5 separate regions of the Homo sapiens genome follow, and regions 2, 3, 4 and 5 are each linked to region 1. A link is a loop called in an ENCODE intact Hi-C map of the cell type or tissue named here. Cell type or tissue: MCF 10A. All regions are shown on one strand. Each heading gives the region's core, and the rest is flanking DNA. Links, peaks and the distances in the headings are about the cores only.

Region 1 (6,483 bases), core at 972-5,971:
TACAACTGGAGACACAGGATGGCTCAATGGTTAAGAGCAGGCACTCGAGAAAGACTACATCTGACCTGCACATAGGTGAAGACTCCAAGTCGGCTTCCCCTAGGATGACCCCTTTAACTCAACTCTTTTCTACACACCTACAAAGTCTCTCTGTAAGCATGTAATCTAATGACCAAAAAGAATGACCAAAAAGAAAATCTGCCTAATGACCAAGAAAGAAAAGCAGGACATAGGTACTAGTTACTATTTAACCAAGACTGTAAAAGATCCCAAGATTCAGGGTTACCAGAAAAATTGTGTAACTAGGGGAATGTGAAACACAGTCTAGGGAGAGGAAACCTAGCTACTGGAAGGCTGGTATTCAATTATTTGGAAACTGGCGTCTATTCCAAGAAGCACCGTGAATGGGCTTCCGGGCACCAAGAGCGGGCTGTTCTAGGAGGAAAGGGGCCGGCCCTACCTGTGCTCTGCCCTTGGGCTGCAAATGGATTCTGGCCGGAGCTTAGCCAGGTTGTATTTCCGGCTCAGAGAGGGTCTGGGTGGGACGTCAAGGGAATCATTCCATGTTTAGGATAATGGAACGTGTTGAGTTGGTATGCAAGGTTTTGTCTTCAATCCCAGATATCCAAAAAGCTCTTTGAAACACAGGAAAGATTGGCCCTATTTCTCTTTAGGTATCATTATTTATCTAAATCTCCGGAGCCATTGAGGACCAAGATCATACTTGCTGAATAAATGCACGGAGCAGGATCAGAGGATAGACACAGAATGGGCCAAGAAGAGAAGTAAGCCACACCTTCCCTTCCTGTCTCAGCATCTGTTCCATTTCTGCTCAGTGACCCAGGCAGCTTGCTGTTAGCTGACTCTTCACACTTTAGGGAAATACAAATAACTCCAGAACTTAACTTTACCTTTGAGCTTCAAATTGTTTCAATTATGTACCTTGTTTCAATTATCTGCCTCCTGACAGTGTTTCACAGCTGGGACCAGTAAGGTGGTCTATGATCTTTAACATCTGTCTTATCCTTCCTAAAATAGTATCAACTGAAGGATTAAATGGGGAAGGGGGAGGGGTAGGCAACAAATATAGACTCTATTATGTTTAAAAGCAGTAACCGCTTTCCATTTCTTTCTCATTCAACTCTCAAATGCTTCTCTTCTTTTCTCCAGATATTATTCCTCATAAGAGCTTGCTTGATTGCAACCACCAAGGACATCCACAAACCAGGGCAAGAAGGACCATCCGTAATTCTTTCCCATAAATAGTGACAGGAAGAAAATAAACGCCCTATTCTTCAATGATTTGAACCACCTCTGGAGCACAAACTTTCTCTAAATTCACAGGGCAAATATCCATCATGGGGCAGGTATCTATGCTGCCATGGAAAGTAACATAAAATGTACTAAGTCATCACAGGGAGTTTTAATTTTGTTTTTAAGGTCAATTGCCATGCTGGGGTAAAAAGCATTGATCCTTGCCTTTTATCACCGGAAAAATTCTTCACCAGTACTTTGTGAAAATCTCGCCTCATCAGGGCTGCCAAGGTCAATGCAACCTAAGTAACCAAGCTGGGAGATGCTTGCCTAATTATTAAATATTTAGCAAACAGTTTGTGACTATTTAACTGTTTGCACCTGGCACCCTCTTTTCACTACGTGAGGCCTCCTGGCACCCTGACCTCTTCCCCCACCCCTACCCACTGCCCAGGCCGCCAGCACCCCTGGGGGGCAAATACCGGGACCCAAGGGCATTTCAAAGAAACAGCAGAGGTCACATTCCATTTCCTTTTTATTAAAAAACATACTTAAAATGGGGGAGGAGGGCACAGATCTAAGGTAAAATCTCTTGCAGTTTTTTCAAGTTCGCATGCACCGTTGAAAGTTCATTAGTTAGGGATTTAAAAGCAAAAATGTTTCACACAACCAATTAAACGCCAAGCTTTACAAACGCCTTGGTCTTTGGTTTTGGGAATCTGTAAAAGTCCGCCTCCCCCCACCCGAGTTTTGCCCCTTTTAGAGCCCCTTTGTTGAATTACGTGACTTTTCCCGAAGTCATCAAACTTTGAATTGCGTCTCTAATTTTTTTTTTCAGGGCAAAAGCAAATCAAGAAATTAAACTTAAAAGTAGGCGACTCGGAGAGAAGTGGGGGAAAGCTCGCCCCAAAGCCAAGTTCCGCAGGACTAAAGCCCTCTTTGCGCGCGCGGGGCGGGGGATTGTCCCTACCTGGGGCCAGACGGCGGCGGCGGCGGCGGCGGCGGGGTCCCGGCGCCCATGGCTTCGCCGGCCTCGGGCAGCCGCGCCGGGAGACGCTAGCGGCTCCGCGCTGCCCTGAGCCCGCCGAGCTCGCAGCGGCCGCCCCAGCGCTGTCATTGGGCCCGCGCGTCACGTGGCCCGGGCTGCGGGTGAGCCTTCCCGACACGCGTAACCCTTTACCTGCACGCCCCGAGGATGCGGCGGGGCTAGGGCTCGAAACCCTGGAGTACGATGTCCGACATCCCCGGGGCCGGGGTGGCAGTCCCGGGCGCACTGAAGCAGAAAATCCACGCGCTTGTTGGCCTCTGAGCACAAACGACCGCGCCAACCGCCTGCCATCACGGGAAACTCCGGGGTGCTTACTCCAATGTTGCGCTGGAGAGAAGGGAGCTTCCTATGATCAAGGGACTGGAGTACGGGGATACACAAAACAAATGCACCCGCTGGCAAATAGTTGTGTACTCCCAAACCCCGAGAACTTGGCATTTTTCAGTTTCCTCCTTATTTCTGGCATTCGCCGCCTAGACCTGCTGTGAGTTCCATGGCCAGCCCTGTATGAGCTACATGGACCTAGAAACAGCGGGGGCGCCACCACCACGATAAAAACCAGGGAAGTTGCACACACTCGCCTGCACCCTAAAGGCCCCAGGGGGAGTTCAATGAACTCCTGGTTCCCCGTCCCCTCCTCACCCACTCCCCCTCCATCCCTTTCTTTTCCTGAGGTCTTAGGGCATTGGCCACAAGACTGCATCCAATCTACTGAGTTCCACATTCGTAGCTGTTACAATCCATATACCTAAGGCGGGTGGAGAACTGACTCTGCTTAAGGACTGGACATTCTTTTCACCTGTGCTCCAAAGCAAATGCTGAGCTTGCCAAAAAAAGTGTTAAGCAACTGCGCCACCTAGCTTACCCTCTTCTCTCTTCTTTTCAACTCATCCAGCAAGAGAATAAAATAGGATATTGGAGAGGCATCTGGACAGAGTATTATCTAAGGATGGACATAGTGTCCTTGGGTTTTCAATGTATCTACTTTAATGATGCCAGCCCCATTCACATGATATTTGCCAGGCTTTTGAGAATTTGAACACTCCATTTTTTGAATCCTTCTAATTTTGCAGTGCTGGGATTGCACGCTGTAAAGTGTTAGATTTTTGCAGGAAGTTATATGTGGTTTTACATCCTTTGTCACAATGAACGGCACTCATGTCCAACTTATAGTCGACACTTAATTGTCTACAGGATATTGATACATTTATCAAGTAGGTTATCTGTCGAAAAAGGGGTTGGTATTTGTATTGGGTTTCATTTTATTTATTTATTTATTATTATTTGAGACAGGGTCTGGCTGTTGCACACAGGCTGGAGTGTGATGCGATCTCAGCTTACTGCAACCTCCTCCTCTGGGGATCAAGGGATCCTCCCACCTCAGCCTCTGGAGTGCCTGGGGCTACAGGCTCATGCTACCATGCTCGGCTAATTTTTGTATTATTATTATTATTATTACTATTATTATTATTATTTTTGTGGAGACTAGGGTGGGGGTGGGCTCTCCTAAACTTGCCCAGGCTGGTCTTGAACTCCTGAGGTTAAGCAATCCGCTCGCCTCGGCCTCCCAAAGTGCTGGGATTGCAAGCTGAGCCACCGCGCGCCCCAGCCTGCCTTAGATTTTAAAGTGCAGTTCCTAGACTAATAGCATCGGCATAATCTGAGAGAATGTAGTAAAAATGCAAATTCTTGGGACCCACCCCAGACGTATTGATTCAGAAATAGTTGGGGAGGGAGGGTGAAGAAATCTGTGTTTTAGCAAGTGGTACCTACTCCAGTTTGCGAACCGTTGCTCTGAATATGCACAGGTAGCTGGCGAAGTTCCCCTCATCTATTAAATAGTAAGGGCTGGCATTCTATAAAGCTAGAGGTGCTGCTTTTATTTGTATCCCTAGATTACCAGTTTTATGTAATCTGTCATGTTGATACACTGAAACTGAACCCTCCATGTGTCCATACAACGTGTAATCTGTACTTCTTGCAGATCTCTTGGAATGCCAAATTGAGATCTGAGGGGCCCTTGTAAAACATATGGAAGAAAAACCTATGGTTTCTTGATGCACACCAGGGTGAAAACACCATGATTCACTTCATTTTTTAGGTGTGCCCATGTTTTCACTGACATGTAAATTGTTCCCAGCCAATGAGTCATGAAAGATAGGAAAGCTAATTTTTTTGAGTGGATTTATCAACATGGTTCCAAATTTGTGAAAGAGTTCTAAAAAACAAACAACATTAAAAACATTATGGTATCCGTTTATGTTATAGCCCAAAAAACTCCCCACACCATATTAGGCATTGCAGTAAGGGCTCCTTGCAATCCATTGCAATCTCCTTACTGAGAAAGAAAGAACTGAGTGGGTTTTTATTTGAGTTTTCTCCATGGGATAGATAGACTATTTCTAATGGGCTAGATGGATGTCTTACTTTTAAACTCTCTAGGTCCAAGTTTGTTTTGTGATTTTCCCCCACTTTCATCCCCTGTTCACTTTACATTTGTAATTCTATCTACTCAATTCCAATTGGAACTGGAATTATTTGAGTTTTCCCTCCCCTTCATCAAACACCTCTATCCATTAAGCCCTGAAATAAATCTTGAATTGCCCCTACTCTAAGCAGGTTCTAAGATCAGGTTCTAACACTTTCTAACTGAGATCATGGCCATGGTCTTTACTGGTCTCCCAGCTTCTGATCTTTTCCATCTGAAAGCCATCTGACAAAGTAACTGCCCTTCCCCAAAACTTTTTTTCCCAGCTCCCTGTTGAAACCAGCGCAATTTTCCAACAAGCCAAATGCCCATAGCACTGAAGCTTGAGAAACTTACACCTGCTGCCTGTTGACCAATTCCTCTTCCTTAACCCTCCCTAATTCCTGTTTTCCTATAGGAGGTTACAGTGAGATGCTAGACACCTGCTGCCTATTGAGCAACTCCTCTTCCTTGCCCTGCCTGTTTTCTCCCCCCATATAAACCCCAACTTTAGCCAGGGGAGATTCAGATTTGAGTCTTGTCTCCTGTCTCTGGCTGATATCACCCATAATAAAGCCTTCTTCCCTGACAATACTCATTGCCTTAGTGATTGGCTTTCTGTGTAGTGAGCAACAGGACCTAGGCTGGGCCCCTGGCTTTCAGTGACACTATTGACTACTGAATAAAGTCTAAAATCCCAACAGCATTTGAAGTCGCCTGAAATATGCTTCAATGCCCATTTTTGCTCATGCAGCTTCCTTTACCTGAAATGTCTCTCTGACATTGACAGCTAAGTCCTAATTATTCTTCTAGCCTCAGCTCTATCTCCTCTGGGTCAACCTTTTCGATATTCAGGTAGTGTTAATTGCTCCTCTGTAGTGTATCCTCAGCACCTGGCTCTCACTCTTACTAACTTTGAAATCAGTCTCATCTGGTTTAGCTGTGTCTCTTCTAGACTGTAGGGTTCTGGATGGCAGGAGTCATGCGTGACTTTTCAAATCATTCCAGGATCTAGCATAATGCCTTGGGCATAGCAAGCATACAGTGTTGACTGTTGTGTTCTTGGCTCTAGGAAAGAAGATATTTAAACAAACTCTATTTATTTGAAATGCTTTTTTGCAAATATTTATTAACTTCTCTACATTTTCTTTGAGAACTAAAAGGAGAGGGGTTTAGCCTTTTCAACCTAAAGATATTACCCTTTGTAAGTAATGGAATTGTTTTCAGTGGTGGTAAATTTTGAACACGTTAGTCTCAGCCATGTGATGCAGGCAATAAACCAGAATAATTTATTTTCGTAACACATTAAAGTTTCTCTGAGAACAATTATTTCATGACAACTAGATACTAGCTTTCAGATTATTTCCTATGTATCATCACTTAAGCTCACCAATACTCCTCTGTTTCTGTTTTTTAAAAATATTTTTTGGTGCGTGTGTGGATTCTCAGATCCAAGAGGCAAGAGATGGAAGAAAGGGCATGTGGGAAGGCTCCCCTTGGTCCTGCTCGTTCGCGCAAAGGGAATTTATGAGAGAGACAACTCCTCAGTCATCACCCTTCTTCTCCTTCCTCCCCATCCTTCTATTAATGAATTCATCAACTATTTCTGTATACCTGAAAAACGTGAGAGTTTGCAGCAAATTTCAGTGATCTTCAGAGCTAGCCCAGTCTCCCACCTGCAAGTTAGAAAACACCTTGCAGGTCATTATTGATC
Region 2 (6,483 bases), core at 650-5,649, 580 kb before region 1:
TATATCTTGATAGGGGTTTGAGCTACCTGAATGTAGCAGCAGTGGTCAAAACTCAACAAATGGTACACTTAAGATTTGCATAACCTACCATATGTAAATTTAATCTCCCCAAAATTGGAAGCAAACACTAAATTCTAGTTAATGATATACATGCTAAAGTGTTTAGGGATGAAGGGTACTGATATCACCTAATTTGAAAGGCATGCAAAAATAAGGTGGACTAATAGATAAATATATGATAAAGCAAATTAACAAAGTCTTTAAAACTGTAAAATCTGGATGGTGGGTATATGAGTGCTCATGGTATAATTCTTTCAACTTTTCTATATGTTTGAAATTTTTCATAATAAAATGTCACAAAAAAAGAAAGAAAATCTTATCTACTAGAAAACAGACCCAAGAAAATCAGTAAGTAGTTATATAGCATTAAATTTTGTTAAGCTCCTTAAAAAAACACACAATAATTAAGATAAAGTACTTAGACATCAGACAAAGTGGCTCCACTACTCACTAGTAACTGCTTGACTGCTCTTCCCCATTTCCTCATCTATAAAATGGGTATTTTACCACCTACCTCAAAAAACTTGTAGAATGAATGGAGTCATTTATGTAAGGAATGAGAACTCTATCTGGCACTTGGCAAACATTCAGTAAGTGGCAGCTGATTTCATACTAATTTTTGTACCACCTCTGTGAATACAGGTGGAAACGACAAGTCCATTGACTAAAACGTGACAGCCTCTAACTTAATGTATAAGTCTTGCCCAAACTGAACCCTGTTCTATAAGATCAAAAGACTCATTCAGGGTTTTTTCTATTTCACAACTCCTCTGACAGTTCTCCAGCACTATTCTTTTGGTCTTTGAAAAGCGCATATGGCCTCCCTGCCGACCCTGACACGCACAGCACTGAGAGAAGCGCTCACTGTCCTCTGTCCGCTTCTGAAGTCCTGTGGCCAGAGAAGTTCTTTGTCAAAGCCATGATCCTACCACGGTCTATGTCACATCTTCCCACATTTTCAAAAGCTTTAGAAATTTTTAGGTGCAACAAGAAGGTAATGAAATCCACGTGGCTAAACTGATAGCAGAAAACATGAAAAGGATCTATCAGTGAATCTCAAGGCTGTGCCTAATGGGTCTATAAAGCAGCTGCTGCTCTGAAAAACCCACTCCTCAGAGCCCATGAGAGTGTCCAGCCTGGAGTACACCAACCTCATCAGGGGATTAGGGCAGCTTCTTTATAGACGAAGACATGAGCCGTCTGGTTCATGATGTTTAGAAACCCCTAGTAAAAGTGTTACACAGATGCCAGTTCTGCTTGTAAGGCTCAGTCACTTCTACATTGAACTCTTATGTTTTTTTGGGTAAAAAAAAAACATTAAACACATTTCTCCATTGGATGATCTATGCCCAAATCATAAAAATATTATGCTGGTCCATAAAAATGAGTCTGCAGTTAGGTCAAAACTTTCCATTCACCATAAATGCTCAAAATGTTTAGTAAAAGAAGACTTTCCATCCACCGTAAATGCTTCATTCCCCTTTCTAGCAGTTATAAATTACTTCAAAATTATCAATTTCCTGTTGGAACAAGTCAGACTGACTCAGATAAAAGAAAATCAGAACAGGGAAAAAGCTATCAGTGGCACAAGAGGGGAAAAAGGGAGTGGAAAAGAGAAAAGAAATAGGCTGAAAAATGAACTCCAGAATTAACTGAAAACTTAGACCAACTGGTCCATCCAAAAATGAACAGGAGAGACACAGAACTTGAATGCTATCTTAAGGGTACAGGTTGGGAAGGGAGGAATGGCTACAAACCAAGACCACAAGTCAAAACCCCAAAAAACACAGGTCATATACTCATGTTAGAGTCACTGCTAAAGGACCTCATGGCTGGCCAATGAGATTAGAAACCGTGGCTGACACTGTACACCAGCCCAAGTGTTCAGGGAAGGCACGTGACTGCCAAAGCCACCTAGAAGGTAGAAACCTTATGTGGAGATTTGCTAAGTGTACACCCCATGAAAACTGCACACTTGGTTTAGGGTCCAGACGCAAAGGCTGCCGTAGGACAGGGCACACCACTGAGCACACAAGTGTCTTTGGAACACGTACGTGGGGAGTGTTCAAAAAGAAAAAGGGAACATACTTTTGGGAAACTGAGAAACTTGTACATCCTTCACTGATTTTTCTCTAGATTTCTGGCCAACAGGTAACTTTAGCAAATATAAAATGTGTATGTTTTGAAGCTATTAATGGTTCATTATGAATGGACTCACATGGAGTCCAAAAGACAAAGGAAATGGTCTGTGGTACCATGTAACATAGGGACTCCCAAACCTGAAGATCTTCCAAGGGAGAGATCTGCAGAGAGCCCCAGCTTCTGCCTTGAGACCCCACAAAGAGAAAAGCTAAATAAGGCTGTAGACAGTGGAGGAGGGGAGGGAGACTCTGTATTTCCACCATGCAAAATGGAATTAATCCAAGTTCTAACCTGAATAGCACATAAGTCAGGCTTGCCAACATTGTATCTGATTTGTGACCTAGCATTTATATCACAAAGGACGTTCAGGTACTTTTTGTAATTCCAAAGGCAGCCATGCAATGTCCTTCCAGGTTTACAAAGAAGAAAGGCGAGGTGACAAACCAGCTCCCTGCAAGCCAAGCAGCTCATCTTGGTGGCATCCACTCTTACACTCAATTCTTGCTGCTCTAAGCCAGTCCTCTTATTAGAGCAACTGTTCTGCCTCCACTATGGTGCAGGCAGAAACTTTTCTTATCTTCTCAAGCATACATAGTCTAACACTCCCAAATTTCCCCTCTATGTGCAACAAAGGAAAATAAAACATAGGGAGAAAAAAAGGTATCAGAGTTTCAGAAAATCCTCAAAACGTTGTTTATACAGAGACTTGGCAGAGACTTGGCAACAATTACAAGAGACAAAAATGCCATACCTGCTTCATCTCCCCAATATGGATGTGTTCTTTCTGTTTCTCTTCATATAAACATCTCAGAAAAGAAATAATCAATTCATTCTCTCGCTGCTCATTTCTCGGTCTCAATTTCTTTAAAACAAAAATCAGAAACAGGATTTATTTTTAATCGTCAACAATATTGCTAAGCCGTCTTTTTAAATGCTAACAGCTTCCATCCACTAAACTAGTGCTTTTACTCAATCATCTCACCAGGGGGCACCAATGATCCTAAAAGTAGAGAGAATTTTTAAAAAGGAACAGTGGAGCCAGTGGGCCAGATTTAGCTTTTCATCTCTGATGTCCTCCCATCTAAAAATGAATCTTTAATATCAGATAGAGACACAGTCAAAATGTTTAACAAATAAATAGTTTTTAAAACAAGAGGAAAAACACAAAATCCATATAAATACCCAAAGGTCAGGGGCCATGATGACCAAACATTGACAAACTCTTAGGGAACGGGCAAGGAAAACAGCAACGGGATTCAGTGTCATAATTTCCTATGTCGAATGTGTTCACCGTGAAGCACTCTGTGGAATCCCCATGGGGCACCCCCTTCCATACAAAACTTCATGGCATGTACATTTCTTTCTTCTTTCTTTAAAAAAAAAATTCTCTCTATGCCTTTTAACTTTTAGACAGGGTCGTGGCACAGCACACTGGACCAGAAGTCAGGACATGTAGGTTCCGGCTGCTGCCGAGAAGTGTGAAGCCAAGCCCCTTAATTCTAGCTTCCCTGTCTGCTGAAGTGAGGATGGTGCACAGAGGAAACTCTATGGTCTCCTCCTGCTCCCAAATGCTTTGGATTTGAAATGCCAGAGTGAATTTTTTTAAAGTCCACCTAATTTAATGTATGATTTTATCATATATGAAGAAAGTAAAATGAATTGTTTTGGGATACACAAAGTTTTTAGTCTATAAATTTTGAAAATACATCTTTTTTTATGTTGACAAGTATCCATTGCCTGTTCCTCCCCTCTCCCTACTCCAAATTTCCAGACTGTTCTTTAAAACAAATTCAGTGACATAAATGGATCAACTACACAAGGATCTGAATCTGGGTCAACACCACTCTTGGTCACTTCTTCCCCAGCTAACTAAGGAAGCAACTTTACCCTGCACATAATAAGCATTCAAAGCAAAGGTAACACTAACCCAGACTTTCTGACAGTCCTTTCTTAAAGAAACCCAGTCCTTTCTTAACGAAAAAGATTAAAGGTAAGTTGTTCTTGTTACTTAAGGAAAGGATAGTTAATGATTAGAAGGGTTTGTTTTCATTGAGGCCTTCCTGTTCTTTCAAATTTCGGACTGAAATATTAAATATTTTGGAGGCTACAGCAGACACTCTCAACCTGGACTCCAGGCTGTGAACCCCAATATTACAAAATTTTACAAGTTATATGCAAAAAGTGGATTTCTCTGGAGAAAGTGGGCATTAGATTCTCAAAAAGGAAAGTGGCAGTAATGCCACAATCCCAACTTAACACTGCTAGATCAAAGGGTTATGGGTACACTGAGCCCAAATGTCCACAAAACAACAAGAACTCCCATTTATGGTTGGCGGGGATGCAAAACAGTACAGCCACTTTGGAAAACAGGCCAGCAGTTTCTTGTAAAACTAAACACATTCTTACCACATAACCCAGCAATTGCACTCCTTGGTGTTTACCCAAATGAGCTGAAAACAGCATCTTTATTCACAATTATCAAAACTTGGAAGCAACTAAGATGTGCATCGATCGGCAAATGGGTAAAGAAACTGTAGTGCATCTATAAAACTGAGTATTATTCAGCAATGAGAAATAAGCTATCAAGCCATAAAGAGACATGGAAGAACCTTAAGTGCATATTGCTAAGCAAAAGAAGCCAGTCTGAAAAGGCTACTGTGTGATTCCAACTACATGACATGCTGGAAAAGGCAAAACTATGGAGAGAGCAAAAAGATCAAGGATTAGGGAGGAGGTGGGAGAACAGGCAGAACACGGGGATTTTTAGGGCAGTGAAACTATTCTGTATGATACCGTAATGATGGGCACATGACATTAAGCATCTGTCACAACCCACAGAATACAGAACACCAACAGTGAACCCAAATGTAAACCATGAACTTTAGTTAATATCAATGTACAAATATTGGCTCATCAATTATAATGAAGAAACCCTCAGTAATGCAAGATATGTTAAAAATCGGAGAAACTGTGGGGTGGGGGACAGTGAAAGCTAATACGGGAACTCTGTACTTTTCACCCAATTTTCCTGTAAACCTAAAACTGCTCTAAAAAAAATTAAGTCTATTAAAAAAAAAATGATCCAGGGAAACAGACAGGAATTATGAGGCCTCTGAGCAGGTACAGGCGCCTGATGGTTGGCCCACTCTTTCTTCTCCTGTGTCTTTAATTAAACCTTCTGGCTATCTCCACAAGAAAATGTATATTGTGCTTGGAGAAATTCTTCATCATCATCTATTTCAAAATATTTTAAAGGGCTAATCATATAGTAAGAGGAGGAGTATTAATATATTTTTCCCCTCAAAATACACTTTTAAAAGAAGGAAATTAGACCAACTGGGAACAGTATACTACCACAGTTGTTTTTCATTAAAAACTGATTAAGAATCAGAGACTGCGTCATGGAGCTTGTTAAACATCATACAGAAGTCACTAAAGCAGAGAAATAAACGTCGATGGTGTTATACACAATCAAGAAACAAATCTTTCCTTAATGTAATTCTGAAATACAATTAGTGAGGTGTCACCTCCCTAAAATCTCCCATGCAACTTCACCATCCTCGATAGTAGCAAATCATTAATTCTTTCTTTCTTTTTTTTTTTTTTTTTGAGATGGAGTCTTGCTCTTTCACCCAGGCTGGAGCTGGAGTGCAGTGGCACAATCTGGGCTCACTGCAAGCTCCACCTCCCAGGTTCACGCCATTCTCCTGCCTCAGCCTCCCAAATAGTTGGGACTACAGGCACCCGCCATCACACCCAGCTAATTTTTTTGTATTTTTAGTAGAGACAGGGTTTCACCGTGTTAGCCAGGATGGTCTTGATCTCCTGACCTCGTGATCCACCCACCTCTGCCTCCCAAAGTGCTGGGATTACAGGCGTGAGCCACTGCTCTGGGCCAAATCATTATTTCTTAAAGGTGATTTAACTTTATGAACATTCATTAGTCAGAGAGATAAGTCTTAGGAAAATAATGGGGAATCGAATTGGGTAACATCACTGTGCCATCAAAAATTACTTGCTTGTTCAAAATTAAACTATGATGTCAGAAGTCAGGATGATGGTTACCTGGAGGCAGACACAAAACAGGACTATGAGGCAATGGAAATGCCCCATTTCTTTCTTTTTTTGGGGGAGACAGCATCTCGCTCTATCCCCCAGGCTGGAGTGCAGTGGCACAATCCTGGCTCACTGCAACCTCTGCTTCCCAAGTTCAAGCGATTCTCATGCCTTAGCCTCCCGAGTAGCTGAGACTACAGGTGCGCACCACCATGCCTGGCTAAT
Region 3 (6,483 bases), core at 430-5,429, 340 kb before region 1:
GTTGAATTGCACTAAAACTTGCATTCCCACATTCAGGCTGATATTCCTTGTTTCTTTACTGCTGGTCCAGCACTATCCATTACTCCAGTTTTGTCAGCCAATGGATGAAAACTGTTTGCTAATAATGGCAGAAAAAGAGGGCACATAGAAATGCAATAGCTATTTCAGAACATCTCAACTCAGGGCAGGGCAGTAGCTCTCACTGGTCACACTGGGAGTACACTATGGAGTCTCTGACACTTCCCTCCTTACACAGGGTACTGTTCCGTATGATGTGTTCTTCTCCTTTTTGGCTTAGTAAAACATTTTAGAGATAAATAATGTATAATAAATAGATACCATCCCAGAGCTGTAGAAATAGGATACGTATTTACCGGCAAGAGGAAAACTTTTTTGGAAAGTTATAAAAACTCAAAGCAAATGCATAGTAGACATAGTTTTATTATGAAACGTCACTTTTTAAAAGATATAATGTTTCACATATTTTAAATCGATTTATTTGGAGACAAGTCTTTTGTCGTAGGATCAAGTATGCGTCTAAGAGGAAAATAGACGGTAGGTATATGGAAAGTGTGTTTTCTGTGGCTTTTCTGGTTGGCTTACTTGCTCTGTTTGCTCTAAAGACTATTAGGAGGAAAGTGATAACTAAGAAAACAGAAAGTTTGTTCAAAATGGTGTGGAGGAAAAAGGAAGGAAAGAAAATTTTTATCTGAAGAATGAGAGCCCCTTTAAATTATCAGGCCCCAAAAGGCACTGAATGAAACAGCAGTCACATCACTCCCCCTTGAACTAAATAATTATCTCTTGAAGCCACTTGCCATGTGGGCTCTAGACTAACTGATGCCAAGTAGCCATCAAATGCCATATGCCAGACACTATAACACTATATCCTGCAGTCCCACAGTGCATGGCCAATCATTAAGCAATGTTATTCTCTGAAAACCAGTGAGAATTCCTGTCAAAGAACTTTACATCAGACCATTCCTTGTTCCCTTTGCCTTTAGAAACCTGCTTACAACAAAAGCTAACAGAGCACTCCCCAGTGCAACTGGGAAGAGCGTCTCAACAGCTGTCTTCCCTTTGGCTCAAGTAAATTCTTTAAATTATATTTTGTGCCTCAGCCTCCTCCTTTTAGGTCAACAAGGACATCAACTAATACCTCCAGGTGTGTGCAGCTTTAGTATTCACATAAATAAGATTTTTTAAAGCCTTAATTTTTAGCAACCGTCACTAATCATTAAGCCCATTCACATTTTCTAAATCGAGTGTGTTACTGAAGGTCACAGATCAAGTTTCTTTTTGGTCATGAGTTAGTCATGTGAAATGTATCCAAGCTTACTTACAATTTTTATTGTAGGAAAGATTTTGTCATGGAAATGAGATGCTTTTCCTTCAATTCATGGTGGCCAAATTAGGACTCTGAGGACATAAAGTCATATGCTCATGTCATCTCAAATATATAAACTTATTATCTACATTTTACTCATGAATTCAATAGTCAATGGATGCCTTTTTGTTTGAGTCCTATACCTGGTGCTTCAGGATGTCATGAAAAGTGAGACATTGTCCCTGCCCAAAAGGAGCTTCTCTAGTTGGAGAGAAAATACATGTTTAATAGCTGTATGAACCAAAATGTGAGCGCCATCACCGACATGTATTTGACCAAGTACCACTTCCACTAAGTGGAAGAGAGCAGATACACAGAATTCTGAAGGGAGAGAGCTGATTGAAGACAAATTCAATAAAAACTTCCTTTTAAGAAGCAACAGAGCTCCAAAAAGGGAAGCATAGATGAGACTGGTTGAATTGGAAATAACAAGGATCAGTGGAGGAAATGATGAGTATAGGTACCCAGAGAACATGATTTCTCTGTGAAGCATAGAAGTGGTAAGCATGTAAGCCTGGAGGAAAGAGGTTAATTGCAGCAACACAATGATGGCCATCTAACTGTTATGGTCCCAACAATCATGTGCATGGATTAACACGTCTGTAGTCTTTCCTAGGTGAAATGCTAAGATTGGGATAGAGAAAAAAAAACAAAACTGGATAAATCATTTTACTTTAGAAAGGATGTTAAGGGATTATTTTGCTTTCAGACTAAAATAATGTGATATAAAAGAAGGTAGGTAAGAGAATATAGACAGATGATATCAAACATCTAGTTACTGTCATTGGGTTATAAAAATATGTTACTTTACAATGAAAGTAATTACAGGCACTGTTGAAGCCACCTTTGCAAAATTATGAAAGTAAGAGAAATCTGACATAGCTGACTCTAATCTTGCTTCTAGCTTCATAGGTTGACTGTATTTGCTCCTGGGAGTGGGCCAAGCTAACTTAGAGAGAAATTTAGTTTATAGTTTAAATGATAATAGCCTTTCTCCAAAACTAAGCTGTTCTTGTAAAACTAATGAAAGACCACCAAGTTAGGAGGATAAGAGGGGTTTGAATTAGAAATAATTACAAGGCATTATTCCGGAGGTCATAAGATTTGAAACTTCCCCAATTACTCTTGCAAATATAAATAACATCACTATTGTAGAAGCTAAGATTGCCTTTTGGAGATGTCCAGATGGCTCCACCTGGACCTGCCAACAAGTCCTGTCTCACCCCACCCCGGCTCCAGGAACTGACTCAGCACAGTAAGACAGCTTCAATTCCCTATGATTTCATCTCCTATCCAACCAATCAGCATGCCCCCTACCCTACTCCCCTGCCCATCAAACTGCATTTTAAAAACCCCTAATCTCCTATATGGCATGGCCAGCTCTGCCAATTAAACTCTTTCTTTACTGCAATGCTATGGTCTCAGTGAGTCAATTTTGTGTGAGCAGTGGGTGGTTGGGTGGTTACACTGCCAAAAAATAACACAGCAAATAAATTATAATTACATCAATACAACTAAGAGCTAAGCCTGAGTTTAAGGGGACTCAAAAGCACTCTACTTTTCTCTCTCTCTTTCTAAATTTTTACTGGTCTTTGAGTTTGAGCAGGTGTCTCAACCTCAGCACTACTGGCACTTTGGACAGGATAATTCTTTGATGTTTGAGACTGTCCTATTCACTGCAGAATGTTTAGGAGCATCCATGGCCTCTACCCACTAGATGACAGTAGAACCTCACCTACCCCCAACAGCCCAGTGGTGGCAACCAAAAATGTCTCCATACATTGCCAAATGTCCCCTGGCAGCAGGACACAAAATCACCTCTTGAGAACCACTAGTTTAGACAAAAGAATGTATTTTTTTTTTAAAGTAAGTACTGAATATATTTAACAAAAATCATACATGTGAGGTTCACACAGAGAGGAAAAACATATATATAAATACATAAAGTGACATTCCCTATGATTTCATCTCTGACCCAACAAATCAACATGCCCCCCAACCCTAATCCTTTGCCCACCAAACTATATTTGAGAAACCCCTAACCTCTGTGCCTTTGGGAAGACTGGGGCCGATGGAAATCTTCTGTTTCACCCCTTGAAGGTTTGTTGAACATCCAACTCACAAAAGGAGATTAATAGGAGAAATGGGATACCAGTCTATTAATGTGCACACAGGGAAGAACCAGTGATTACCCCTGTATTAGTCCATTTTCACACTGCTGATGAAGAAATACCTTAGACTGGGCAATTTACAAAAGAAAGACGTTTATTGGACTTACCTTTGCCCTTCTCTGCCCTTCTCTGCCCTTCAATCCCCACGTGGCTGGGGAGGCCTCACAGTTATGAGAGAGGGTGAAAGGCAAGGAGGAGCTAGTCATGTCTTACATGGATGGTGGTAGGCAAAGAGAGAGAGAGAACTTGTGCAGGGAAACTCCCATTTGTAAAACCAACAGATCTCGTGAGACTTTTCATTATCATGAGAACAGCATGGGAAATATCCACCCCCATAATTCGATTAACTCCCACTGGGTCCCTCCCATACTACATGGGAATTGTGGGAGTTACAATTCAAGATGAGATTTAGGTGCGGACACAGCCAAACCATATCATTCCACCCCTGGCCCCTCCAAAATCTCATGTCCTCACATTTCAAAATCAGTCAGGCCTTCCCAACAGTCCCCCGAAGTCTTAACTCATTTCGGCATTAACTAAAAAGTCCACAATCCAAAGTCTCATCTGAGACAAGGCAAGTCCTTTCTGCCTATGAGCCTGTAAAATCAAAAGCAGGTTAGTGACTTTCTAGATACAATGGAGTATAGGCATTGGGTAAATACAGCCATTCCAAATGGGAAAAACTGGCCAAAACCAAGGGCCTACAGGCCCCATGCAAGTCCAAAATCCAGCAAGGCAGTCAAATCTTAAAGCTCCAAAATGATATCCTTTGACTCCATGTCTGACATCCATGTCATGCTGACACAAGAGGTGGGTTCCCATCATATTGGGCAGCTCCATGCCTGTGGCTTTGCAGGGTACAGCCTCCCTCCCAGCTGCATTCACGGGCTGGTGTTGAGTGTCTGTGGCTTTTCCAAGCACATGGTGCAAACTGTAAGTGGATCTATCATTCTGGGGTCTGGAGGATGGTGGCCCTCTTCTCACAGCCTCACTAGGTGGTGCACCAGTAAGGACTCTGTGTGGGGGTTCTGACACCATATTTCCCTTCTGCACTGCATTCACCATGAGATGCTGACCCTGCAGCAACCTTCTGCTTGGGCATCCAGGCATTTCCATACATCCTCTGAAATCTAGGTGGAGGTTCCCAAACCCAGTTATTGACTTCTGTGCACGGGTAGGCTCAACACCACATGGAAGCTGGCAAGGTTGAAGGCTTGCACCTTCTGAAGCCATGGCCTGAGCTCTACATTGGCACATTTCATCCATGGCTGGAGTGGCTGGGACGCAGGGCACCAAGTCCCTAGGCTGCACACAGCAAGGGGACCCTGGGTCCAGCCACGAAACCACTTTTTCCTCATAGCCCTCTGGGCCTCCTTCTTGGCTGCCATGAAGACCTCTGACATGCCCTGGAGACATTTTCCTCATTGTCTTGGGGATTAATCTTCAGCTCCTCGTTACTTACGCAAATTTCTGCAGCAGGCTTGAATTTCTCCTCAGAACATGGGATTTTCTTTTCTATCACATTATCAGGCTGCAAATTTTCTGAACTTTTATGCTCTGTTTCCCTTTCAAAACCGAATGCTGTTCACAGCACCCAAGTCACCTCTTGAATGCTTTGCTGCTAGAAATTTCTTCTATCAGATACCCTAAATCATCTCTCTCAAGTTCAAAGTTCCACAAATTGCTAGGGCAGGGGCAAAATGCCACCAGTCTCTTTGCTAAAACATAACAAGAGTCACCTTTGCTCCAGTTCCTAACAAGTTCCTTATTCCAGCTGAGACCACCTCAGCCTGGAATTCATTGTCCATATCATTATCAGCATTTTGGTCAAAGCCATTCAACCATTCAACAAGTCTCTAGGAAGTTCCAAACTTTCCCACATTTTCCCATCTTCTTCTCATCCCTCCAAACTGTTCCAACCTCTGTCTGTTACCCAGTTCCAAAGTTGCTTCCACATTTTTGGATATCTTTTTAGCAGTGCCCCACTCTGCTGGTACCAATTTGCTGTATTGGTCTATTTTGAAGCTGCTGATAAAGACCTACACGAGACTGGGTAATTTACAAAAGAAAGAGGTTTATTGGACTTACAGTTCCACTTGCCTAGGGAGGCCCCACAATCATGGCAGAACGTGAAAGGCACATCTCACATGGTGGCAGACAAGAGAAGAGAGAGCTTGTGTAGGGAAACTCCCTTTTTTAGTATCATCAGATCTCATGAGACTTATTCACTATTATGAGAACAGCACTGGAAGGACCCGCCCCCATGATTCAATAATCTCCCACCAGGTCCCTCCCACAACACATAGGAATTGTGGGAATTACAATTCAAGATGAGATTTGGGTGGGGAAACACACAAACCATATCACCCCCAAATCCCAGTGGGGCCCAGATACTTATATAGCCTTATTTCAGAGGCTGGGGGAGAGATGGGGAATATAGGTAATTCTGTTTAGGGGCAGTACATGATTACTAGGGAGAATGAATGGATGGGAGTGGAGATTAACTTGTAAATGGTTCTCTTTGAAAACAGAATGAGCCTGAGAGACAGTTATTATCTTGTGAAAGAGTCTGTTCAGGTGCGGTTACATTTGTGATCTTCTTTTCTGCAAAAGATAATGAGATAACAGGGAAGGAAAGGAAAAACCATTATTCTCCTTGGTGGGTCTGTCCTGTCTTTATGTAGCTAGAGAAAAAGTCTCTTCCAGCTTTTGCTGAGCTCTAAGGGACTTTAATTCATTCCTTACACCAAGGAGCCAAATTTTAAGGTGAAGTTCCCTGTACTCCCTCATTCATCAGGAAGTACATTCTCAATTATTCCTAGTAATCTCAATTATTGCTTGGTAGAGAACACACAGATTCATATTTCTGAGGAAGCCACTAACTGTCTTGAGCTTTTCCAAGCCAAGGTTGAGATGGTCTTGTCA
Region 4 (6,483 bases), core at 461-5,460, 110 kb before region 1:
TCGGGAGGCTGAGGCAGGAGAATGGCGTGAACCTGGGAGGCGGAGCTTGCAGTGAGCCGAGATGGCGCCACTGTACTCCAGCCGGGGCGACAGAGCGAGACTCCGTCTCAAAAAAAAAAAAAAAAAAGGATTATATGCAGACTTTTGTTATCAGCACCATCAAATAGTCCATTTCATGCATTCTCAATAGCCAGTGTGCTGGGATAGAAGTGTTAGCATGGTCTAGCGCTGGCTTTGACGGGATATTTGTGTGCAGGGAAGTGCTCATGGGTTTTCTCCCTGGAAAAGGCTCCCTGGTCAAAACAGGTTTGGGAACAACAGAAATTAAAGATGAAGAAATTCATGGTTATGAGAAGGAACTGTTTCACTCTGTTTAACCCGATTATTTCCCTACATTATTGGGCTACAGAACTTTTTTTCTCATAACAAACTTATTAACAACCAACAGATCTCATGTTTTGTAGAATACTTCTGAAAAATCTGCTATCAAAATGACAGTCCTAATTATCACTGGAGTTTTACTCCTCAAACTAATTAAGCTATATGGTGTTTGGGTGAACTTAGCCAGGCAAAGTCTGTGCCCAGGTATAAGAAATCCACCTCCTCGGGGCCGGGCGTGGTGGCTCACACCTGTAACCCCAGCGCTTTGGGAGGCCGAAGCAGGCAGATCACCTGAAGTCAGGAGTTCAAGACCAGCCTGGCTAACATGGTGAAACCCCATCTCTACTGAAAATACAAAAAATTAGCTGGGCGTGGTGGCAGGTGCTTGTAATCTCAGCTACTCAAGAGGCTGAGGCAGGAGAATTGCTTGAACCTGGGAGGCGGAGGTTGCAGTGAGCCGAGATCTTGCCATTGCACTCCAGCCTGGGCAACAAGAGCAAAACTCCATCTCAAAATAAAATAAAATAAAATAAAAATAAAGAAATTCACTTCTTACCTCCTAGCCATAACGCCATCACCAATGGCATGGACATGGTGAAGTTGTTTAATCTCTCCCCCCCTTTTTTTTTGAGACAGGGTCTCACTCTGTCACCCAGGCTGGAGCACAGTGGCATCATCTCGGCTCACTGCAACCTCTGCCTCCCAGGCTCAAGCAATCCTCCCACCTCAGCCTCCTGAGTAGCTGCAACTACATGCACACGCCACCGTGTCCAGCTATTTTTATTTATTAATTTTTTTGGTAGAGATGGGATTTTGTCTTGTTGCCCAGGCTGTAATCTCTTGAGTCCTCAGTTTCTTTATCTGCAAAACGAGTTTGTGAATCAAAGCTCTCTTTGAAATTTAACAATCTAAACGATAAAGTGGGAAAAAAGGGGAACTTCAACTCATTGACTTGATTTCCTTGTTGTTATCACATCAAATCCTGAGAATTATGCTGAAGGCATGCTTCAGTACTTCCGTGCTGCACGTGGGGCACCACGCCCAGTGGTTTGTGAACTAGCTCTTCGCAATACTGCCCTCTGGGTCCTACGTCCACACTCACCCCAGGCCATGATCTTGACTGAATGATAAAAGGCCAAGTTCTCTGTCTTATTCCCTGAACTCTGCAGCTCTTTTGGAAATGCCTCTTCAGCCTCTGCCAGGAGGAACTGTGAGATTGGGACAGAATGTGTGTAACAGCAAAGTCCCTGAGAGGGACGAGGCTCTCAGACCAGGGAGACTCCTGATGGAGAAAGTGACCCCCCTTCTCCACTGGGAATGGGCTGAGAGGTGCATGCTGCCAGGCAGGAGGGCAGAGTGGTTTTCAGAGCACTGGTGGCAACCCTGGGCCTCCTGGTGTTCCTGCATTTTAAAGAAAACTATGTAAAAAAATAAGTTCCCAGGAGCCAAAGAAATCAGCCTCTGAGGGTAGAATGTCTGGGTTGAAATTGGTGTTTCTCAGTGACAGGTGGCCCTGAACCCTCTGGAATCATACCACTAGAAGGGCTGCCTCTCTAGCCTTTACCAAGGCTGGCCTTGCCGGCCCTGTGCACCTGAGAGGTGCTTCCACTGTAGGAATGCTGAGGAACAGGCCAGGGCCTGGTCCTAGGACTTTCTTGCTGCTGGGTTCACAGGATCTTTGATATCCATGTTGAATGTGGAAACACATTCAATGTGGTTTTTTTTGTTGTTATTACAACATAGTGATGATGTCACTCCTTTTGTCCCTCCTGTAGTCTTTACGATAGCATATCACAGACATTTTCATAGATTGAAAAACATTTCATGTGGCCCTTTATTCAAGATCTGATACTATTTTTTCCCCCCATCTAGTAATTAGCCTGCTATCCTTAAGACAGGTGTGTGACGAATGCTCACAGCTGTGTGCAACATCGCTGACTTCACGATGGCTCCACTGGGTCTTGGTATGCACCAGGCACTGTGCTAGGTTCTGGGGATATGATGGCACCCGGGTGCTCCCTGGGAGAGCGTATAGTCGTGTGTGTGTGTGTGAGAGAGAAAGAGAGAGAGAGAGATTGATTCTGGTGAAGCCGGATGGCATTTAGACGAACATTCAGGAAGATTGATCACACCACACCAGCAGTTCAGCAGAGTGGTTAAGCGAGTGACTTAGGATCAGAGTAGTCAGCAATTCCACCTCCACTGCTTACTAGCTTTGTGACTTCTAGCCAAGTTTCTTCCCCTCCGTGAGTTTCAGTGGCCTAATCTGCAACACGCGAATGATGATAGTTACAGTTTATGAGGATTGTTTTGAACACTAAGATAAGTATGCATAGCGCTTGCTATAATGTCTGGCATACAGCCAGTACTTAATCACAATAAGCAGTTAGCCACTGAGTGTTTTCTATGTGCCAAGGACTGTTTTGGGGACTTTCATCTTTCATGTATTAACTCATTTCAACTTTAAAACAACCCTTTAAGGTGGGAACCAGTATTTTATAGATAACTAAATGGGAGGTTATATAACTTGCTTGCCCAAGGTTGTAAAAGTTGAAAGTAGGATAGTGAAGGTATTATTAATGTTGTTATTGTTTTTATTACTATAATATTTCTGGCATCCATCCTAGTAAGTTTATTTTATTTTATTTTATTTTATTTTTTTTTGTCCGCTGGATTATGCAAGAAGCAGTTTGTGCTCCAATAGCTTTTGCAAGAGAGAACTGGATTCTCTAGATTTGGGCTGAATTTTATAGGTGCAGTTGCATCAATTCACCAGCAGATGGCAGGATATAGCGGTTATTTTACTCATCTCAAGAGAAGGACTTGGTACAAGAAAGGCCTCAGGACCAGGCGCGGTGGCTCACACCTGTAATCCCAGCACTTTGGGAGGCCAAGGTGGGCGGATCACTTGAGGTCAGGAGTTCTAGAGCAGCCTGACCCAACATGGTGGAACCCTATCTCTACTAAAAATACAAATATTAGCTGGGTGTGGTGGTGCACCTGTAGTCCAACTACTTGGGAGGCTGAGGCAGGAGAATCACTTGAACCCAGGAGGCAGAGGTTGCAGTGAGCCAAGATTGTGCCATTGCACTCCAGCCTGGCCAATGGAGCAAGGCTCTGTCTCAAAAAATAAAATAAAAAGCCTCAGAAACAAGAATTTTGGGTGCCTATAAGCCCAGCACTTTGGGAGGCCGATATGGGTGGGTCACTTGAGGTCGGGAGTTCGAGACCAGCCTGGCCAACATGGTGAAACCTTATCTCTTCTGAAAATGCAAAAATTAGCCAGGTGTGGTGATGTGCGCCTGTAATCGCAGCTACTCAGGAAGCTGAGGTGGGAGAATTACTTGAACCCGGGAGGTGGAGGTGGCAGTGAGCCAAGATCAGGCCACTGCACTCCAGCCTGGGTGATGGAGTAAGACTGTGTCTCAAAAAGCAAAAAAAAATAAAATAAAAAAAAAAGAACAAAAAAAGAAACAAAAATTATGGCCCAAGTAGTGTAGGTGTTGTGCTATGCGGCAAGGTTATGAAGTAGGTGATGTGGTATTTTAGATGGTTACTGTATTAGTCAGGGTTCTCCAGAGGGACAGAACTAACAGGATAGACATATATGTAAAGGGGAGGTAATATTAAGTGTTAACTCACACAATCACAAGGTCCCACAATAGCTCATCTGCAAGCTGAGGAGCAAGGAGAGCCAGTCCGAGTCCCAAAACTGAAGAACGTGGAGTCCGATGTTTGAGGCAGGAAGTGTCCAGCACGGGAGAAGGATGTAGGCTGGGAGGCTAGGCTAGTCTCACCTTTTGACGTTTTTCTGCCTGCTTTATATTCGCTGGGAGCTGATTAAATGGTGCCTACCCAGATTAAGGGTGGGTCTGCCTTCCCCAGCCCACTGACTCAAATGTTAATCTCCTTTGGCAGCACCCTCACAGACACACCCAGGACCAACACTTTGCATCCTTCAATCCCATCAAGTTGACACTCAATATTAACCATCACAGTTACTGTCACCTTTAAGCCTGATGAGACCAGGGCTTCCTCTAGCACTGGCTAGACATTGGGTTTATTCTGGTCTGGCCAAGCAATGGTGGGGTCAAAAGGCTCCTGAAATTCTACAGAGGCCTCTTCACACAATCACTGCACATCAGAACTCCATCTGGGTTGGTCTCTGCCCACTGTACATTTGGACAATAACTCTGTGGAAGAGCCTGGGGGAGGAAGGTGTCTGTGGAGTCAAGGGGGTCCTGTTCCTTCCCCCAGATTAGACCCGGTGCTGCTCCTCCTCCATGGCTGACCTTGCACTTCTCCCAGATCCAGAGGCTGCCCGTGTTGTGAGCCAATCTCAGAGCCCCCCCTTCTACATGAGGATACATGGCCATGAGCTGGGAGGGAAAGGTAAGCCACAAAATAAATATGGCCCCATGCGAAGGTTTTGGGGGGAGAAGCCCATTATTTGTTATATAAAATTAACTCAGAATATCATGGGTGAAAAGGCAACATTTGTGTGAATGACTAGAATGAAACGGAAGGCACACAGAGATGTCAAGTTCTGCCAGTAGCTTGTGGTCATCCTCTCCACACTCCCCAGCCTCCCAGATCCTCCTGTACCCTCGTGGGGACAGTTTAAGGGAAAAGTTTGAGAAGCTATGTCCCTATTCTCTGGACTGTAAATTCCTGGAAGTAGGCTCCTGTTTGGAGCAGACAAGATGTAGTTTGTTAATGAATAAAGACTAGTGTGTGTGTCTGTGTGTGTGTGTGTACGTGTGTGTGTGTACGGGGTGGAATCTTGTAGACAGATAGGAGCACAGGGCACTGGGTCATGAGGAATCCACCTGGCTCTGAGTGGGGCCTGACAGCCTGTGTTTCTAACAAGCTCAGCATCAATCATTACTAAAGGATCTGCTGAAAAATGTCAGACACCGGGCTGGGCACAGTGGCTCGCACCTTTAATCCCAGCACTTTGGGAGGCCGAGGCAGGTGGATCACCTGAGGTCAGGAGTTCGAGACCAGCCTGGCCAACTTGGTGAAACCCCATCTCTACTAAAAATACAAAAAATAGCTGGTCATGGTGGCAGACACCTGTAATCTCAGCTACTTGGGAGGCTGAGGCAGGAGAATCACTTGAATCCAAGAGGCGGAGGTTACAGTGAGCCAAGATCGCGCCACTGCACTGCAGCCTGGGCAGTAAGAGTGAGACTCCATCTCAAAAAAAATAAATAAATAAAAAAGTCAGACACCCCTGGCATCAGTGCATGGTAACTTTCATTTTTATGGCTGCATTACCAGAAGTACTGGTCAGGGTCCTATGAGGATCACATGACTTAAGCATGTGACAGGGCTGGCAATATGTGTCTTGCAAATAGTAGGTGCTTAGGAAATGTTGGCCGTTTGCATGTTCATGGCAATTGTCTGCGAGAATATTCGGTTTTTTTTCTTTCTTTTTTTTTTTTTTTTGAGACAGAGTCTCACTCTTGTCACCCAGGCTGGAGTGCAGTGGTGCCATCTTGGCTCACTGCAACCTCCGACTCCCGGGTCCAAGTGATTCTCCTGCCTCAGCCTCCTGAATAGCTGGGATTACAGGTGCCTGCCACCACGCCCAGCTAATTTTTTGTATTTTTAGTAGAGACAGGGTTTCACTATGTTGGCCAGGCGGGTCTCGACCTCCTGATCTCCGGTGATCCACCCGTCCCAGCCTCCCAAAACGCTGGGATTACAGAGGTGAGCCACTGTCCCTGGCTGAGAATATTCTTTAACCATTGGGTGCTAGTTCCATTTAGACACTGTGTAGAAATGGGCAATGTTTTGACCAAATCTTCCCTGGAACCACATGGGAACTGGGCCGTGTCTCCATGACAGGGAATGTCTCTGATTTTGCTAAGTAGCTGTATCTGGGAGATGGCAGACATCTGGAAGAAACTTGAAGCATTTGGACAAAATTAAGTTCTAAAAATGCTGAGGAAGTTTTAGAGGTGGCCATGTGGAGAGGAGTTTATATAATATAGTCTGGTAAGGCTACAAATAGATTTTAAAGGAAGCACAGCTCAGGGCCACCTGCTTGGAATAAACTAGTTCAGGGTAATTCCCAGAGTCTTACAGTACCCGCTG
Region 5 (6,483 bases), core at 816-5,815, 350 kb before region 1:
ATGTGCCCAAGGTGGTTGGAGCGCAGCTTGATTTTACACATTTCAGGAACACATGAGACATCAATCAAACACATTTAACATATACACTGGTCCGGTCCAGAAAGGTGGGAAAACTTGAAACGTGCAGGAAGGCGAGGGCTTCCAGGTTGTAGGTAGATTTAAAAAGTTTCTGATTGGTAATTGGTTGAAAGAGGTTGTGGAGACCAAAGTTTAGTGTGCAGATGAAGCCTACAGGTAGCAGGATTCAGAGAGAATGGATCGTAAATGTTTCTTTTCAGACTTAAGGTCTGTGTTGATGTTAAAGCTGGAGGGATACAATGAGGCCTGTTTATCCTCCACTTCCCATCACGGCCTGAACCAGTCTTTCAGGATAAATTTTAGAGTGCCCTGGCAGGAAGTCCATTCAGATGGTTGGGGGGCGGGTGGGGCTTAGAATTTTATTTTTGGTTTACAGATATTTAACAGTCAGAAGCAGAACAATTCCAAACAAGGCCTGCTCTGTCAAAGGAAGAGCTAAAAGATGGCTATATAAAAATTAGGATGGGGTTTCAGACTGGCTAACACAACATTCCATGAATAGATGGTATTTTATTTTTGTTTATCCCATTTCAGTGGAAGCAAGGACAAAAATGTAAAATCTATGCCTTGCTTATCAAAACTGCCAATAAAAAAGAGTGTTCTACCTTTCAAAAATTATTCTTATTTTGTAAAGACATTTTTTCTTAATTTTTGGAAAAGGCGTAATTTTCATATTCCTACTCAGATGCCAGTGTTTTGGATTTTTTTTTTCAGAGGGAATTTATTTAAAAAGAGTTTGCCTCCCCACCGCCCCACCAAATTCCCTTTGAAACAATAAGGATCCAAAAAGACACCTCAAAATCCCTTTAAAATTATTCTTTCTCTTTCTCTAAACAGGCAGGCGAGGTAATGGAAAAGAAGAAATTTGGTAAGTAAATTACAGTTTTGTGATTGCTCTTGCTACTGTCACCGCACGTCTATGAGTGTCAGTCACGCTACTGTGACTGTATGTCTTTAAGTGCCAGCTGGTGAGACACTAGTCTCTCACACACTACGGCAGCATTCACTCAACCTACACCATTGAGGAAGAAAACTGCACTGAAGACACAAGGAAAACAAATCAATCCAGTCTAGAGAACAACATTCAGGGAAACAGAGTACCAACACCTTCTTAGAAGATGGAAAGAAAAAATTAAAAATTAAAAATTCCCTCCATCTCCTTGTTTGAAAATGGTTCTTGACTGACCCAGACAGAGAGTTCTGGGTAATAAACCATTTTGAGAATCCTAGTGTTTGGTTTCTATTCTCCCTCTCTTCAGTCCAGGGAGACCAATAGACAAAAGACCCCCTCCCTGTTCACTCACTCTCCCCTCTACACCTGAAACACAAATGTCCATCTTAGGGCATTTTTAACCTACAGCAGGGATCTGCAAACATTTTCTGTAAAAGCTGAGATAGTGTTATAAAAGTTTTGGGCTTCCGGAGATCTGTGCCATAGACAACATGTAAGTGACTAGGTGTGTTTGTGTTCAATGGAACTTCATTTGTGGATACTGAAATTTAGATTTCATATAATTTTCACATGTCACAAAACACTCTTCTCTTCCTTTTTCTTTTTTTACACCCGTTTAAAATGTAAAAGTTACTCTTAGCTGTGGGCCATACCAAAACAGGCAGTGGGCTGGGTTCGTCCTGTGGGAGTCATGCTTTGCCCATCTCTGTCTTAAAGGAACTGTTGTGTATATGTGCTGCCAGGCTCATGCATAACAGTTCACAGCAGTGTTACCTGTAACAGCAACAAAACAAAAAGTCTACCATGGAAGCATAGGTAATAAGTAAAAATTTCTGATATAGTCATAGAATGGAACACTGCACAGTGCCAAAAATGCATGTACCAGTATCAGTGTGATACATGTATCAGTATGATTGGATCTGAATCACTTAATATTGATCAAAAAAGGAAGTCACAGAAGAATTCATACAGCCTGATACAGTTATAGTAAGGTTAAAGAAGGCAAAATTAAACAATATATGGCTAATAAAACTATAAAGAGGCCAGAGGCGGCCTGTAATCCCAGCACTTTGGGAAGCCTGTAATCCCTGCACCTGTAATCCCCGCACTTTGGGAGGCTCAGGCAGGCAGATAGATTTAGGTCAGGAGTTTGAGACCAGCCTGGCCAACATGGCGAAACCCTGTTTCTACTAAAAATACAAAAATTAGCCAGGCGAGGTGGCTCACACCTGTAATCCCAGCTACTCTGGAGGCTAAAGCACGAAAATTGCTTGAACCCAGGAGGCAGAGGCTGCAGTGAGCTGAGATCACACCAGTGAACTCCAGCTATCTCAAAACAAACAAACAAACAAACAAACAAACAAACAAACCCCAGAGCTATAAAGAAAGGCAAGGGAATTGTAAAGACAAAATTCAGAAAAGTGATTCCCTTAAGGATGAGAGACGAAGGTACACTGGGAGAAGCATATGGGAACCTCCAAGTTACTGGAATGTTTCTATTTCCTAAATTTAATCCTGGGCATACAGGAGTCATTTTTCTTCTCATGCTTGAAGCTGTATTATTTATATAAATAATATACGCTTATATATGTATATTTGACTAAAAATTTAACTTAATTTGGAACAGCGTTGCTACTGAAAATGAAGTTGATATAGTGCTTTTATCCCACAGGTTTGTTTACATATTAGGGGTTTAGCAAATAGATTTTGGTGTTAAAGGAAAGGGTGCCCTCTTCAGGCAATATGTCTCATATTGCTAAAGATTTTGACTAGAAAAATGTGGACTTAAAAAATACTAAAAACTCATAGAATCACACCACGAAGAGGCATTTTGTTTGGTGTTCTGTGTCTATTCTTACTCAGTACAAAGTATTTTATTTTTAGAAAACTCCAGGTAAGGATTTTTAAATTTCCATTTCATAATGTGACTTAGTTTAGTTTTTTTTAAATCTCTATTTCCTTTTTATCTTAATATCTATTTCTTTTCAACATATGGGATACCTTAGGCTCCTTTCTTGGAAGATTTAAGGTACAACTACAGAAATGCTTGTCATGGGATACCTCTTTTGGCCTGTATTAACAGCAGTGATGGGAAAGCATTCCAGAATTCGATTTCTTTTCAAAAAGGAAAAACCTACTAAGATCTAAGATTTAATGGGGACTACCATGTTTAGCCTGAATATTTAACACATGCTTTCATTTAATGTGTATATTACACAATATTCTATGAAAATAATGTAAGCAAAAATTACAATTTAGTCAATAATTGCTAAAAAAGAAAAGTTGAAGTTATAGCATTAGTAGTTTGGAATTAATAAATATATATTTTTTGACCAGGCATTACAATCTACTTAAATAAAACGTATTCCTTGTTAACTAAGAGGGCACTTGTTTATTATTACTATTATTTTTTAACCTTAAGTCAAACATAATATTTATTCACCCATATCATCTTATAGTACCATTGTATTTCAAATAATCTGTTAAATCAGTTTTTTTGTATTACATGTTAGTTTAAAATAATTGTTAAATAGTTTAGTTAATCTATTATTTTCATTTTTTTATGACCATTTTAAACTTAATTCACATAAAGAATTTTATTGGCCCTAAAATTATGCTTTGGAAACATATTTTTAATAAAATCAAAATGGGTTCTACTTCTTTTTGAAATTTGTACTCTTCCTATTTTTATTACTTATGGAAGAATGAAAAGTGGACAGTGGAAATTAGAATCCTAGGATATTAAAACTGAAAGAGACTTTAGAGATCATCTTGTCTGTTGCCCTTTTTTGACAGCTGAGTTAATCGAGTTCTAAAGTGGTCACTTGATTTGTCCCAGGTCACACAATTTTAGTAATTGGGATGGCTCTTTTAATCAGTTTCAAACGAAGTTAGTAGATGATTGGTTTTTGTTTTAATGGAGTAGGTTCTTCAGTGGGAGCTTGGTTGGCATGCCTTGCTTTTTATCACCAGGTAGCTGGGAGGCAGTGTGGTGCAGTGGAAAAATGCTTCCTTCTGAGTCAGGGAAACAGAGCTGGGACCTGCTTCCTGCCACTTGGTGGCAGCCCTTGGGCAAATTACTAGGGACAGGAATGGGAATAATAATACATATCCTAACGAGTCAGCATGGGCCTTCAAAGAGATGCACAGTGCTTGGCCTACAGTACATCTTCGGTTACTGGTAGCTGCCATTATTATTAGCTGTATATTTTTATTAGTAGTGCTATATTTTATTATTAGCTGTGTATTTCTATACATTATTAGTATATATTAGCAGCATTTTTTTTGCTTATTTTTTATCTGAAATCCATGTCCCTAATTTCTAGTTACTTGCCTTAATTCTCCATTATTTTCCCACATCTCTTGCAGAGTGACTTGTACTGTATTTAATTCCTTGGTGCCTCAGTTTCCTCATTTGTAATAGAAGAGAGGAGTTGAACAAAATAATTTTTAAATCCCTTTAGGCCTAACTTTCCATGTGCTGACCAGTGGGATTTTTGGAGCCAAAAATCCCTGCTTCTCAAAGGAAAGCTTTCAGGCCTATATTAGTTGCCTCCAGTGATTAATTCCTTTGACTGCACAATGAAAAATATTGGATCAAAAAATCATTGTCAGGAGTTTTAAAAAGTGCTGGTAGTGGGGGTGGGGGATAAATCACTGTTTGATAAATATTGTCAAGCAAACAGATAACAGCATGGAGAAAAATTAAATTTGATCCATATTTCATATGGTATTTTGAAGTGAATTTCAGATAGGTCAAACAGTTAAATATTTCATGGCAACTGTTAATGAAAAAAAATCTTTTGAAAACATCATACCAAATGTAATTCAGCTGTGGAGGAGAAATAAGTATTTTAAACTTTTTTCTTTCTTTTTTTTTTTCAGACGGGGTCTCGCTCTGGTGCCCAGACTGGAGTTCCATAGCACTATCATGGATCACTGCAGCCTCGGCCTCCCAGACTCAAGTGATCCTCCCACCTCAGCTTCCCTAGTAGCTGGGACTACAGGTGGGCACCACCATACTCAGCTAATTTTTGTATTTTTTGTAGAGAGAGTTCTTTCTATGTTGCCCAGGCTTGTCTCAAATGCCTAGACTCAAGCCATCCTCCTGCTTTAGCCTTCCAAAGTGCTGGGATTATAGGTGTGAGCCACTGTGCCCAGCCTATTTGAAGTTTTAAGAAGTACAGGCTATGACCAGAGATGCAATGCATATGATCAAATATGTCAAGTCAAACTAAAATTTCCATACACGTGCTGTATTAAAATAAATATTGAAAGAAGTAAACAAGGTAGAGGAAATACACTAAACATCTGATAAAAACCTCATTATTCAAACATAATGAGCACATGCATGTAAGAATTACAGGTAGAATACATTTAGTAGATGATTACAGGTGATCCAAAACAACAGATAGTATATTATCTCATAGAAAAAGAGTCTATGAGCCAATAGAATAAAAGGAATATAAAACAGGAAACAAAATTAATAGCAATAATAATGTCCAGTGTAGCCAGGGCTACACCATCACCATCGGAAAAGAAAATATGCTTTTCCACTGCAGAAGGGTTACGTCTTTCTGGAGAATAAATTCGCATTATGCAGCTGGCTCTCTAAAAATTCTTTATGCCCTTTAACCCAATAATTCTATTTTGGAAATATATCCTAAAGGAATTAACTAAAAAGAAATGACACCAGTTATAGCTGCTCCATTTATAGGACAAAATAAAAAAAACAGAAAGGGAGAGTTTATTCCAACAAAAAGATGAAACGTGTGTCATACGTTCATGCACACACACACACACACACACACACACACAGTACACACATATTAACATACTCTCTAAGCAGAAAAAGTGTATGTGGTCTATGTAAATACTTGGTAGTTTTTTAGGGAAAATAACCTTAAGGTGAAAAAGAGAAGCACAAGATACTAGTTACATAATGAGTGTAGCTGCAACGATTTCATACAGTGATTGTTTATTCAGTCAAGTTTGTATCTCATGGTCTCTAGTTTGCCTGTGAATCAGAGACAAGCTATTTGTTGTTATGTTGTTTGCTGCAAGTTCTTGGGAATGAGGAGGGCAAGAGATGATGGAAGTGAGGCTTGAGAAGAATGTCTAAGAATTGAAGTGGCTCTTTGGGGGAATGGGATGAGGAGCTAAGGATTCCTGGAAGGATTGTGCCTGAGGTTATAGAGCCTGAACTTCTCAGTTGGTTCCAATCTGAAGAATGTGATTTTTTTTCCCCAGCAATGATCCAAAGTCAGGATGTGGGAACAAAGAAGGGGACACAGTCAAAAAACAAAGGCTGAAGTTTGCAGACAGGTGAAAAGAACGACAAAGGAGGGAGTGAGTTGAAGTATTGGTAGATGTGTCAGGCATTGGTTGAAGCAATAGAAATGACCCATTAATGTAAGCAGATAATGAATAGCTCATAGATCAAAGGGAAGTTT

Evidence for each region. A loop is a pair of places that touch in the nucleus more often than their neighbours do. Peaks named below come from ENCODE experiments on the same cell type or tissue, not always from the same donor. Only the 100,000 strongest peaks of a DNase experiment are listed, where the experiment ranks them.
Region 2: it touches region 1 in a loop (13-fold over the local background); 17 of 110 quality-filtered maps call a loop at or near these places.
Region 3: a loop joins it to region 1, with 12 times the contacts of the local background. A loop is called at or near these places in 42 of 110 quality-filtered maps.
Region 4: a loop joins it to region 1, with 15 times the contacts of the local background. A loop is called at or near these places in 75 of 110 quality-filtered maps.
Region 5: it touches region 1 in a loop (10-fold over the local background); 41 of 110 quality-filtered maps call a loop at or near these places.

The regions. Positions count from the first base shown.
Region 1 is chr4:37,449,782-37,456,264 of GRCh38, reverse strand. It overlaps PGCKA1 (PDCD10 and GCKIII kinases associated 1), which reads right to left and starts at 2,340. Exons shown (of 4, transcript NM_001104629.2): 1 at 2,225-2,340. LOC124900691 (a long non-coding RNA gene) reads left to right here. Exons shown (of 3, transcript XR_007058098.1): 2 at 675-785; 3 at 1,171-1,948. In MCF 10A, for the core only: a CTCF peak has its summit at 3,190; DNase peaks (open chromatin) are centred at 2,374 and 3,124.
Region 2 is chr4:38,032,169-38,038,651 of GRCh38, reverse strand. TBC1D1 (TBC1 domain family member 1) reads right to left here. Exons shown (of 22, transcript NM_001396959.1): 8 at 2,954-3,064. Among named protein-coding and RNA genes, the nearest start is that of PTTG2, 75 kb to the right of the region's middle. In MCF 10A, for the core only: a CTCF peak has its summit at 3,211 (motif pointing right); a DNase peak (open chromatin) is centred at 3,191.
Region 3 is chr4:37,790,375-37,796,857 of GRCh38, reverse strand. No RefSeq gene overlaps it. Among named protein-coding and RNA genes, the nearest start is that of PGM2, 33 kb to the left of the region's middle. In MCF 10A, for the core only: a CTCF peak has its summit at 3,125 (motif pointing right); no DNase peak of the experiment used is centred there.
Region 4 is chr4:37,563,624-37,570,106 of GRCh38, reverse strand. The region is part of intron 2 of PGCKA1 (PDCD10 and GCKIII kinases associated 1); the gene reads right to left. Among named protein-coding and RNA genes, the nearest start is that of PGCKA1, 110 kb to the right of the region's middle. In MCF 10A, for the core only: a CTCF peak has its summit at 3,182 (motif pointing right); a DNase peak (open chromatin) is centred at 3,166.
Region 5 is chr4:37,799,836-37,806,318 of GRCh38, reverse strand. No RefSeq gene overlaps it. Among named protein-coding and RNA genes, the nearest start is that of PGM2, 24 kb to the left of the region's middle. In MCF 10A, for the core only: CTCF peaks have their summits at 2,773 (motif pointing left) and 4,073 (motif pointing right); DNase peaks (open chromatin) are centred at 2,768 and 4,048.